Regions from separate parts of the Homo sapiens genome. Here region 2 is linked to region 1. A link is an interaction called in ENCODE POLR2A ChIA-PET data of the cell type or tissue named here. Cell type or tissue: MCF 10A. All regions are shown on one strand. Links, peaks and the distances in the headings refer to the core of each region. The heading gives the core; the rest is flanking DNA.

What was found. ChIA-PET counts read pairs that join two places held together with the same protein. Peaks named below come from ENCODE experiments on the same cell type or tissue, not always from the same donor. Only the 100,000 strongest peaks of a DNase experiment are listed, where the experiment ranks them.
Region 2: POLR2A ChIA-PET joins it to region 1 with 6 read pairs; 4 of 35 experiments call an interaction of 5 or more read pairs at or near these places.

The regions. Positions count from the first base shown.
Region 1 is chr1:112,901,532-112,906,912 of GRCh38, reverse strand. The region is part of intron 1 of LOC124904342 (a long non-coding RNA gene); the gene reads right to left. Among named protein-coding and RNA genes, the nearest start is that of MIR11399, 22 kb to the right of the region's middle. RefSeq lists enhancers at 190-749, 2,552-2,846, 2,753-3,684, 3,685-4,618. In MCF 10A, for the core only: no CTCF peak of the experiment used is centred there; a DNase peak (open chromatin) is centred at 2,702.
Region 2 is chr1:113,088,760-113,094,140 of GRCh38, reverse strand. It overlaps LRIG2 (leucine rich repeats and immunoglobulin like domains 2), which reads right to left. Exons shown (of 18, transcript NM_014813.3): 2 at 2,758-2,823; 3 at 861-935; 4 at 577-711. Among named protein-coding and RNA genes, the nearest start is that of LRIG2, 18 kb to the right of the region's middle. In MCF 10A, for the core only: no CTCF peak of the experiment used is centred there; no DNase peak of the experiment used is centred there.

The DNA of each region.
Region 1 (5,381 bases), core at 144-5,143:
CACCCTAACTATTTTTTGTAGCATGTATGTTTTGTGCCTGGCTCCATTAGCTGGATAGAGGGCATAATGCAGTGAACAAAATATAGTTCCTAGCACCCACAGCTTCTAGTGTAGTGGGGAAGATATGTAGTAACTTCTGTGGTGTGGTAACACATGGCAAAACCTAATCCAATCTTGGGAGAGCATAAAAAATCAAAAATTATGTTTTTGAGCAAGTTAATCTATCTGATCTTTGATAAACATGATAAAATTATTTTGAGGATTACATGTGAAAGTACACAGCACACCATTGAGCACATAGTAACATTAATATATTAAGTGCATAGTCATTGTAAAAATCTGAATCTCCTTGAACATTCTGCAATGCAGTGTAGCAAGTATCAGTTAGGTCATCAACCAGAACAACAATGAATAAAGAACAGCTAGTGATTGTATAGCTCATCCAATTTTACAAAGGCCTTTCAAATATATTCTATCATCTGATCCTGCAAAATCCTAGGGAAGTGAGTATAATTAAAGATACTGACTCTTTATCTGGGCCTTCATCTTGGCGGGTTATCCTCCCCTGCTGTCAGGGAGCACAAAGCGGGACTGCAGACAGCTTAACTGCTAGAGCTGAAGGTTGTGCTGGATGGAAGCTTTGGAATCATACAAGAATGCAAGAGACCAAATCCTGGGTGAACCTGAGGGGGAATAATGGCTAAACCAATCCCTGAGTTCTGCACCAAAATGTGTAAAATGGTTCCTGTCCCCACAAATTTACAATCTGATTCTGTCCCTTGGCTTCAAAATGCATAATGTGATGTTTTTTTCACTTGTGGATTTCCTTTCCTAATATGCTTTACTGATTCCAGAATTAAAACTTTGCATTTCCTGAGCTTACTCTGGCCAGATCCCAAGAGGAAGTGGCCAGAAGCCATTAAGAGGGCCAGGAGGGGAACTGGACCGGGATTAAAAGTCACCTGGTGTGCTGACAATCTGTATGTGCGTAATTGTCAACAGAAGGTTTAAATGGTTATAGTCTTTGTGATTTATCTTTCTTTTCCTTTCTCAACACCCTTTTTTGTCTCCCGCTTCTAACCACCTTGAGGCCAAAAAAGAAAAAAAAAAAAGGCCTGGGTACTTTGGTCAGGCTCTATTTGTATATGCTTTTTAGAATGGGTGTTGTACAAACTTGATATCAATGCTTTTCGCTTTAAATTTCAAGTACTATCTCAGTTCTTACATGCTAAGAATGAGTAACCAGGCCTGCAGTAGGTTTTCTGAGCTAGGTACTTTGATGGGGCTCTCCCTGTGCACTAGCCCCTCCTTCCCACCCTTTCCTACCCCCGACATGCCACAGTTGCCAAATCCTGTAGATTCAGCTAGCTTACTGTTTCTCCTTTCCATCCCCTCCTCTTCGTTTTTCTTGCTATTGGCTTAGTTTCCAACAGCTTCCCTCTTTTCTCACTCACCACTTCGGATCGAGCCTCAACAGTGCTGCCAAAATAATTTTTCTAGAAGGGCCAAATTTCTCCATGTTTTGTTTTGTTTTAACAACAATTTAAAAAAAGCCTATACCTCTTTTATAACTACAAACAAAAGCAATAAAGATAAAAATAATACAACTCAATCTAATCATGTCTTTTTTTTCTGCTTAAAATACTGTAGTTTGAGGATAAAGTCCAAACTCCTTGGCTTCTGGCCTCACAGAGCTCTCCGTGATTTCCTTCCTCTGTGAAGGAAACTCCTGAAGTTTCCTTCAGCCTTATCTCTTACCACTCCTCAGCCCACACCCTGCTCTCCAGGCCAACTGCATTTCTTAGGGCTGACCTGTACCTGAAAGCCCCGCCCTTCTTTTCCCTCTGCACCAACACCTTATCCTCCGAAATTTGGAAGCCTTACCTGATCCCACAATTTCATTTCAATTGCCCTCTTGACTGAAGTGCAGTTACAATGCAAGTCTTTCAAATCTCAGGTCTCAAATCTCAGGCCACTTACTAGCTCTGGGTCCTTAGGAAAGTTACTTAATCTCTAGGCCTTGGTTTCCAGATCTGTAAAATGGAACTAATAATAGAACTTAACTTACAGGGTCGCCATGATGATTAAATCTATAAAACCCTTAGCATAGTGCCTGACATGGAATAAATGCTCACTGTGTATTAATTTTGCTTACTCTTTCACAGATACCACTATTAAAGAATAGTTTTCAAAATGATAAAAGCATAACTCACACAGAGAATGAACATACATTTATTTAAATCATGAATTAAGGAGGAAACTAGTAGGATTTTATAACTGTTTAAAATGGAATTTTACTTATAAAACTGCCTTTGCCAAATTATGACTGAGACAGCCAAAGAGATCTAACTTAACAGACTCCATCTTGCTTCTAACCTCCAAGCTGTCCTTGTTCATTCCTGGGTATAGGCCGAACTAACTTTGGGAGAAGCTTAGTTTATAGTTTAAACAAAGACAGCTCTTTCCCAAAGCAGACCTCCTTTTTGCCTGGGGACTAGATTGCCTTTGTAGGACTAACATTAGCCACAAGATTAGAAATTGTGGTTTAGGAGTCATGCAGCTGGAGGCTACAAGATTCTGACCCTTCCTAAACTGCTCCTAAGATCAGTGCTTGAGATATTTTGCAGACTCGGCACTTGATGGATCATCTGGCACCACCCAATTGAAAAACTGGCTCAACTGATCTTGTAGCCCCCACCCAGGAAGTGACTCAGTGCAAGAAGACAGCTCCGACTCCCTACGATTTCATCTCTGACAAATCAGCACTCCTGGCTCACTGGCTTTCCCCCACCCACCAAGTTATCGTTAAAAATTCTGCTCCCTGAATACTTGGGGAGACTGATTTGAGTAATAATAAAACTCTGGTCTCCAACACAGCTGGCTCTGTGTAAATTACTCTTTCTCTATTGCAATTCCTCTGTCTTGATGAATGCTCTGTCTAGGCAGAGGGCAAGGTGAACCCCTTGGGCGGTTTGTTCTGTACTGGACAAAATGTATTTAGTTGCATTGCCATGAACAGAGTTGTTTGCATCCTGCATCCAGCTCTAGACAGAAAACATCTACACCATCATCAGGCCTCCCCATTAACCTTCATTTCTACAGAGTTATAAAACAGTCCAGCACTTTTGTAGGGTAGAATTGTAACACACATCATTCCATTGAAAGACACCCAGTCATTACTTGCCCATTTAAAAGTCTTTCACAATTTTTCCTAGCACTGCAGTGCATTGTACATGTTAGTTTGCTCTTCTAAATCCCTACGAAACTGTGAACTTCTTGAGATGAGAGGGAACCACACACAAAGTATGCCATGTGATTTTAGGGCCTGGGGAAGCTTCTGCAGGAAGTGGCATTTCAACCAGGTAGAGAAAAATAGTGCTGCATTTCTCCTGGAGAAAAGCATCCAGAGAAAGCTATGTAGGAACCATGGTAGAACTGACAGCCAAGCATTGTTAAACACAGACTGTGTGCCAGGCCCTGGGCTAGGTTAAGATAAAAAGCTGAATAAAGCCTGGTCTGTATTTTTAAGAAGCTTTAAATCTGTTGGTGGCATGAAAAGGAAATCAGTGCTTACAACATAGCATGATGAGGACCCTAAAAGTCCACAGGCCAAATTTCGGAGACTGAAGTGAACAAAGGCAGAGTGTTTCCCAAGCCCAAGTCTGATGAAGGGCAGAAAACAGAGGAGATCCCAGTGGGCCTGTGGGCTACTGAATAGGAAAAGCAAATTATTTTTCTCTATACTCACACTGAACATAGAACACTCCTGTGATCAAATGTGTAGGGATTTTTCTCCACATCAAGCAATTCTCCAATTTTCTGCAGACACCGAGAGTCTTACAACTAAACTCAATTCTGATACTATCTACCTAGGTATAGTGTCAGATCACACAGATTAAGGACTCAGTTCCAGGCCAGGCGTGGTGGCTCACGCCTGTAATCCAATCACTTTGGAAGGCCAAGGTGGGTGGATCATCTGAGCTCAGGAGTTCCAGACCAGCCTGGGCAACATGGTGAAACCCCATCTCTACTAAAAATACAAAAAATTAGCCGGGCATGGTGGCGCACGCCTGTAATCTCAAATACTTGGGAGGCTGAGGCAGGAGAGTTGCTTGAACCCAGGAGGTGGAGGTTGCAGTGAGCCAAGATTGCGCCACTCCACTCAAGCCTAGGTGACAAAGTGAGACCCTGTCTCAAAAAAAAAAAAAAAAAGACTCAGTTCCACACGTTCACACTCCAACTGCAAATAGTAGACCTTCATGTTACTCACAACTTCTGTCCAACTTAGCTACAAATTAGAGGTTTTACAAATTAGACCCTTTCTTGGGTTCAATCACTTGCTAGAGTGGCTCACAGAATTAAGGGAAATGCTTTACTTACATTTACCCATTTATTGTAAAGGTGTAAAATAAAATGTATGGGAAGCCATTGTTTTGGACTGAGCTCCTGCACTAGGCCCCAACAAAACAAATTAAAATGGAGTCACTTATGCTAAGTGTCATGCAATCAAGTTGAAACTTTAAGGAAGCAAGAAAATTCCCCATTAGACCAATTTTTCCTAAAAACAGAAGATTCATAGCAACCAGTCTGAAGAGGCCCAGTCAACCTGAACCAGCATGTTAAGGAAGTCTCCTCCTTTAACCCTTACAAGGAAAGTAACCTGAAGTAACCTGATGTTAACAATCTGCTTTTGGTATTATTGTTTCCTCACTCCTGCTCTAGCTATCTTATAAAAACCAACTGTTAGGCTGGGCATGGTGGCTCACACCTGTAATCCCAGCATTTTAGGAAGCCGAGGCGGGCAGATCATGAGGTCAAGAGATTGAGAGACCATCCTGGCCAACATGGTGAAACCCCATCTCTACTAAAAATACAAAAATTAGCTGGGCATGGTGGCACGTGCCTGTAGTCCCAGCTACTCAGGAGGCTGAGGCAGGAGAATCACTTGAACCCGGGAGGTGGAGGTTGCAGTGAGCCAAGATCATACCACTAACACTCCAGCCTGGTGACAGAGCAAGACTCCATCTCAAAAAAAAAAAAAAAAAAAACAAAAACAAAAACTGGTTTGCCATCCTAGCAGAGCACTTACCTATTTTTAGATGAGATGCTGTTTGATTTATGAATTGCTAATAAAAACCAACTCGATCTTTAGACTAAATTTATTGAAATTTTCTAACAGTTCTGGTGAACATGAAAGGACTTGAAGAAGGCTGATGACCCTGAGGCCACTGAAGGATGCAGATAAGGTGCTCCTTACTCCTTTAGAGTCCCCTGACTTCCTCACAGTGCTCCCAATGTCATGAGTAAGTTCCTACCAGGGCCAACTCTTTGTATTTGAGCTCCTGATTATTTTGGCTTTTGGGTGCCAAAGGTTGTGTTGT
Region 2 (5,381 bases), core at 252-5,251, 190 kb before region 1:
ACAGCATGTGTGAATATGCTTTGTAAACTGGAAAACACTGGCACACATGCTAATTATCATTATATACAGTAAGCCATTGTTTAACAAATCTCTATTTACCTTTTAGAAAGCTTGGTTCAAAAAAAAACAAACAAAATTGAATCTCAAAATTACCCTTGATATCTACCAATATTTTCTGACAATAGTGCGATCTTTCTTTAGGGGGCTTGTGGGGTGAGTGGCAAAGCCAACCACCCAACACACCAACTCTAGGTTTGTCTCACATATGCATATAAAAAGCACAATAAATAACCAAATATTTTTGGATAGGTACTGATGAATAATAAACATGTGCTTTATTTTATTTTATTTTTATTTATTTATTATTATTATACTTTAAGTTTTAGGGTACATGTGCACAATGTGCAGGTTAGTTACATATGTATACATGTGCCATGCTGGTGCGCTGCACCCACTAACTCGTCATCTAGCATTAGGTATATCTCCCAGTGCTATCCCTGCCCCCTCCCCCCACCCCACAACAGTCCCCATAAACATGTGCTTTAAAGTAAATCTAATTTAATCTGTGTTACTTACAGGTATTTAAGCTGCATGCGAGGAAATGAAGATGTCTTGATTTCTGATATTATATTTGAGCTGAGGTCTAAACTCTCCAGAGCAGGGTAAAACTGGAGTGCCTGTGCATTTATTTCTGGGATTATATTATGGACTCTGTAAAACAAAGATTATAATGAAGCTGCTGCCACTGATCCACCCCAGGCCACAAAAATGTTAATTAGAATCAACAATATATGTGCTTTAAAAAAAAAATGTATACTTTTCATAATTTAAGTAAAAAACCTGAAAACTTACTAACTTACAATGAAAGTAGAGTAATATTAGATGTAGGTTCTCCAAAATACGGGATTTCTGTTAGTTCATTGTAATTCATTTTCCTAGGCAAGAGGAAAAACAGATTTAAATGTTTAGTGAGGGAAATATTACCTCTTGGATTCTACCTTCTGGCTAACACATATTCTTTAGAATAGGTGCCAAATTTGAAAAAGAATATGACTCAGAATGAGTTAGACGAAAATAAAAATGTATTTATTGAGAAATTAGAGGTTTTAATGAGAAATGTATTTTCTTTCTTTTTTTTTTCTTTTTTTTTTGAAACAGAGTTTCATTCTTTTTGCCCAGGCTGGAGTGCAATGGTGCAATCTTGGCTCACTGCAACCTCTGCCTCCTGGGTTCAAGTGATTCTCCTACCTCAGTCTCCTGAGTATCTGGGATTACAGGCATGCACCACCACGCCCGGCTAATTTTGTATTTTTAGTAGAGACAGGTTTCACCATGTTGGCCAAGCTGATCTCAAACTCCTGACCTCAGGTGATCTGCCCACCTTGGCCTCCCAAAGTACTGGGATTACCGGCGTAAGCCACCATGCCTGGCCAAGAAATGTATTTTCATAGTGTTGATCTACTATTGATATTAATATCAGAAAGGTTATGAAGTATTTTGCACATTAAATATTGTTAGTTCAAGCAAAGTTCTTTGAATAAGTTGGGTTTATGGCAGCTAATTTGAGTCCTTAAAGAAGGCATAATCAGTCCATCCAGATCTCTCTTTCTCTAAATATATATAAACACACAACACACAAATGTATATATATTTTTTCTAAAGCTATACAAATGTTAGAGAGTGTTACTTGAGACCACAGATGAAATTTATCAGCCCACCCAGAGATGGAACCTATGACTAATTTTACAGATAACATAACATGTTGCATCTGATCCCAGCAGCCCTTTAAACAGTTTGTCTCAAATGTTTTAGTAGCAAATCTAATACAATCACATTTCATTAACCTGGTTTTTAGTCACTGAACAACCTCAACAATCTAGAACACAGAAAAGAAACCAGAAGTAAAGACCTTCAGGAAACCAACCAAAGTTACAAAGTCCATGCAATAAAGCTCATGCACTTCCCACTGAAGCATTTTCAGGCCTTTCCTCAGTGCCTACTCTTTCAGCTAACAAACTTGTCAACTGTGTACTCATCCACAACGTATTAGAAGCAGTGAATCTGGGGCCAGGAGGAGAGAATGCAGAGACAATGAGCATGAAGAAGTTATCCCTGTTAGCAAAGAATTAAAAAGGAAAGTAAATCTCAGGGTTCTGATGGTGTTAATTGTAGAGGCAAATAGGCCTATATACCTTAACGGTTGTGCCTCTAGGAATGTAACAATGCAAAAACTAATATTAATAATATCTTAGAAAACTCCCTCCAAAATTACATAATACATCTCAGTATTAAAGGAAAAACTTTAGTTAAGAGAAAAACTTAATTCTATCAATCATTACATTCTCATATGATATCAAGAATACTCTATTTCATATAAATCTACTTTAGACATGATGCTCCCAATCTTAGATAACATGTCAAGACATTTAAAAAGGTTATACAACAGAGTTTCACTGGCTGAAAACTTGGCCAAAATCAAAACACATTTACTCTGAAGAGGCGTAAATCTTACTTTTAGCCCCAGGAAGGTAGAATATTTCCCCCACAGCCTGCAACTTGAAATCACCAACCCAATGCCAAGACAGTCTGATAATAACAAAGCCAAAGAAAACATTTTAGGTTTTCAAATAATTTCTTTTAACTAATTTTTTCCTTCAATTTTTTTATGGCATCTCTGGATTAAACATCCCACAAATCACAATTTATTAAGTTCCCTCAGGAATTTAACATAACTTTAAATAAATAAAAATAACTTACACTTCCTGTAATGTTTGTGATTCCAAGCTGATGTTCCAGTTAGACAACCGATTATGACTGAAATCCCTGAAAGAGGACAAAATATCATTCTTAGTTTAGTCCTGGAAAGTAGACCTAAAGAAAAAAAAAGAAACTAAATAGAAATACAAAAAGTCCTCTTGGCCAGGTACAGTGGCTCATGCCTGTAATCCTGGCACTTGGGGAGGCTGAGGCAGGCAGATCACCTGAGGTCAGAAGTTCAAGACTCACCTGGCAAACACCATCTCTACTAAAAATACAAATATTTGCCAGGTGTGGCAGATCACCTGAGGTCAGGAGTTCAAGAATCACCTGGTGAAACCCCATCTCTACTAAAAATACAAATATCATCCAGGTGTGGTGGCACACGCCTGTAATCCCAGCTACTCAGGAGGCTGAGGCAGGAGAATTACTTGAACCCGGGAGGCAGAGGTTGCAGTGAGCCAAGTTCACGTCACTGTACTCCAGCGTAGGTGACAGAGCAAGATTCTGTCTCAAAAAAAAAAAAAATTTTTTTGTTTTCTTTTTGAGACGGAGTCTCGCTCTGTCGCCCAGGCTGGAGTACAGTGGCGCAATCTCGGCTCACTGCAAGCTCCGCCTCCCGGGTTCACGCCATTCTCCTGCCTCAGCCTCCCTAGTAGCTGGGACTACAGGCGCCCGCCACCACGCCCGGCTAATTTTTTTGTATTTTTAGTAGAGACGGGGTTTCACCATGTTAGCCAGGATGGTCTCGATCTCCTGACCTCGTGATCTGCCCATCTCAGCCTCTCAAAATGCTGGGTATACAGGCGTGAGACACCACACCCAGCCAAAAAAATTTTTTTAATAAAAAAAAAAAGTCCTCTTAAATGTCAATTTGAGTAGTATAGACAAGAATGTTTATAAAGGATGAATAAAAATGTATCTGAATTTCAAAATAGCTATTTTACTTTACGTGTGTGTATTTATATATGTGTGTGTAGCTTCTGAGTTTGGGAATATATTCACATGGTCCAATTATCAAAAAGTGTAAAAAGTCTCCCACTTTTGTTTCCAGCCACCCAATTCCCCTTCCCAGTAACAACAAATGAAAATATGCCATTTATTGTGCAGACTTCTGGATATTTTATGCATGTACAGCAAATTTTTACAGAAATGACACAACAATTTACACATTTTGCCCCTTGCTTTTTTCACTCAATAATACATCTTAGGTCATTCCATTGCAGTATTTAAAGAGTTTCTTTATTCCCTGTAGTGATTATGTATTATGCCTTAACTGTAAATACATCTGAAGACATATTTCACAAGTCAAAATGGTGAGCTTCTAAATTAAAATTGAAGTTGACCACATCCTTGATAGGGATGTGGTCTTCCTTTAAAAAAAAAAAAGGCCAGGCATAGTGGCTCACGCCTGTAATCCCAGCACTTTGGGAGGCCAAGGCGGGTGGATCACCCGGGGTCAGGAGTTCAAGACCAGCCTGGCCAACATAGTGAAATCCATCTCTACTAAAAATACAAAAAAAATTAGCCAGGCATGGTGGCACGCACCTGTAATCCCAGCTACTCGGGAGGCTGAGGCAGGAGAATCACTTGAACCCTTGAGGCGGAGGTTGTAGTGAGGTTGTAGTGAGCCAAGATTGCACCACTGCACTCCAGCCTCGGTGACAAAGCAAGACTCTGTCTCCAAAAAAAAAAAAAAAAAAAAAAGCAATCCACCTTCAGTAAGAGGAAATTAATCTCACCCCAAATTATGTTAATAATAATGACGGCATTGGTGGCCAGCATTTATAAAGGCAGACAGGCATTCTTCTATGCACCTGACACATATTAACTGGCTAAATCCACACAACAATCTTATGAGGCAAATACTTTTAAAATACTTTCCTAATATGGAAACAGGCATAGAAAGATCACTGATTGGCCAATCTAAGGTCACACAACTAATAAAAGTTATAAATTTGAAATTTCATCTCACTTCTAGCAAATACTTTATTAGATACAGTAGAGATTTCACTGAAATTAGTCAAGTCTAAATAGTTAAATAGGCTTTAAAAATTCACCTTGATGCTTCTGGCATCTTTACAAGGCTGAGGTGGAATGCAGCCCACACAAGCTGTCTGCCTAAAAGATGTGCTGTATGTTACAATATGGCTAGCAACAGGGACACATTACAGAAACATTACAGATCACTTTATCTCACTATGCCACCATAGGCAGTTGACAGATGCATGCAGGTTTGAATAATGTCTCTATCACATTAGAACAATTTGTTCTCAGCTAGATTCATGCCGGCCTATCAGTAAAAGCTAGCCACTTTCATTTAAGAGCTTAATTTACACCATGACATAACTAAAGCTGTGTGTTAAACCATCACTTTTCCACAACAGTTCTAAAATATTCCAAGATGTCTGGCACAAGGTATCAGCTCAAGGACACTCATGAATGGAGGAGGGTGTCAGAAAATATAAAAGATAAAAATATGAATTCACTACACATAAAAATCTCATATTCAGATACTTCATCCAATTCACTCTTGCTACTAAACAATAAACACATACACTCGTATAAAAATATAAGTGAAAAGATGTTTTTTGTTGTTGTTTTGTGGTGTTTTGACTCAAGGA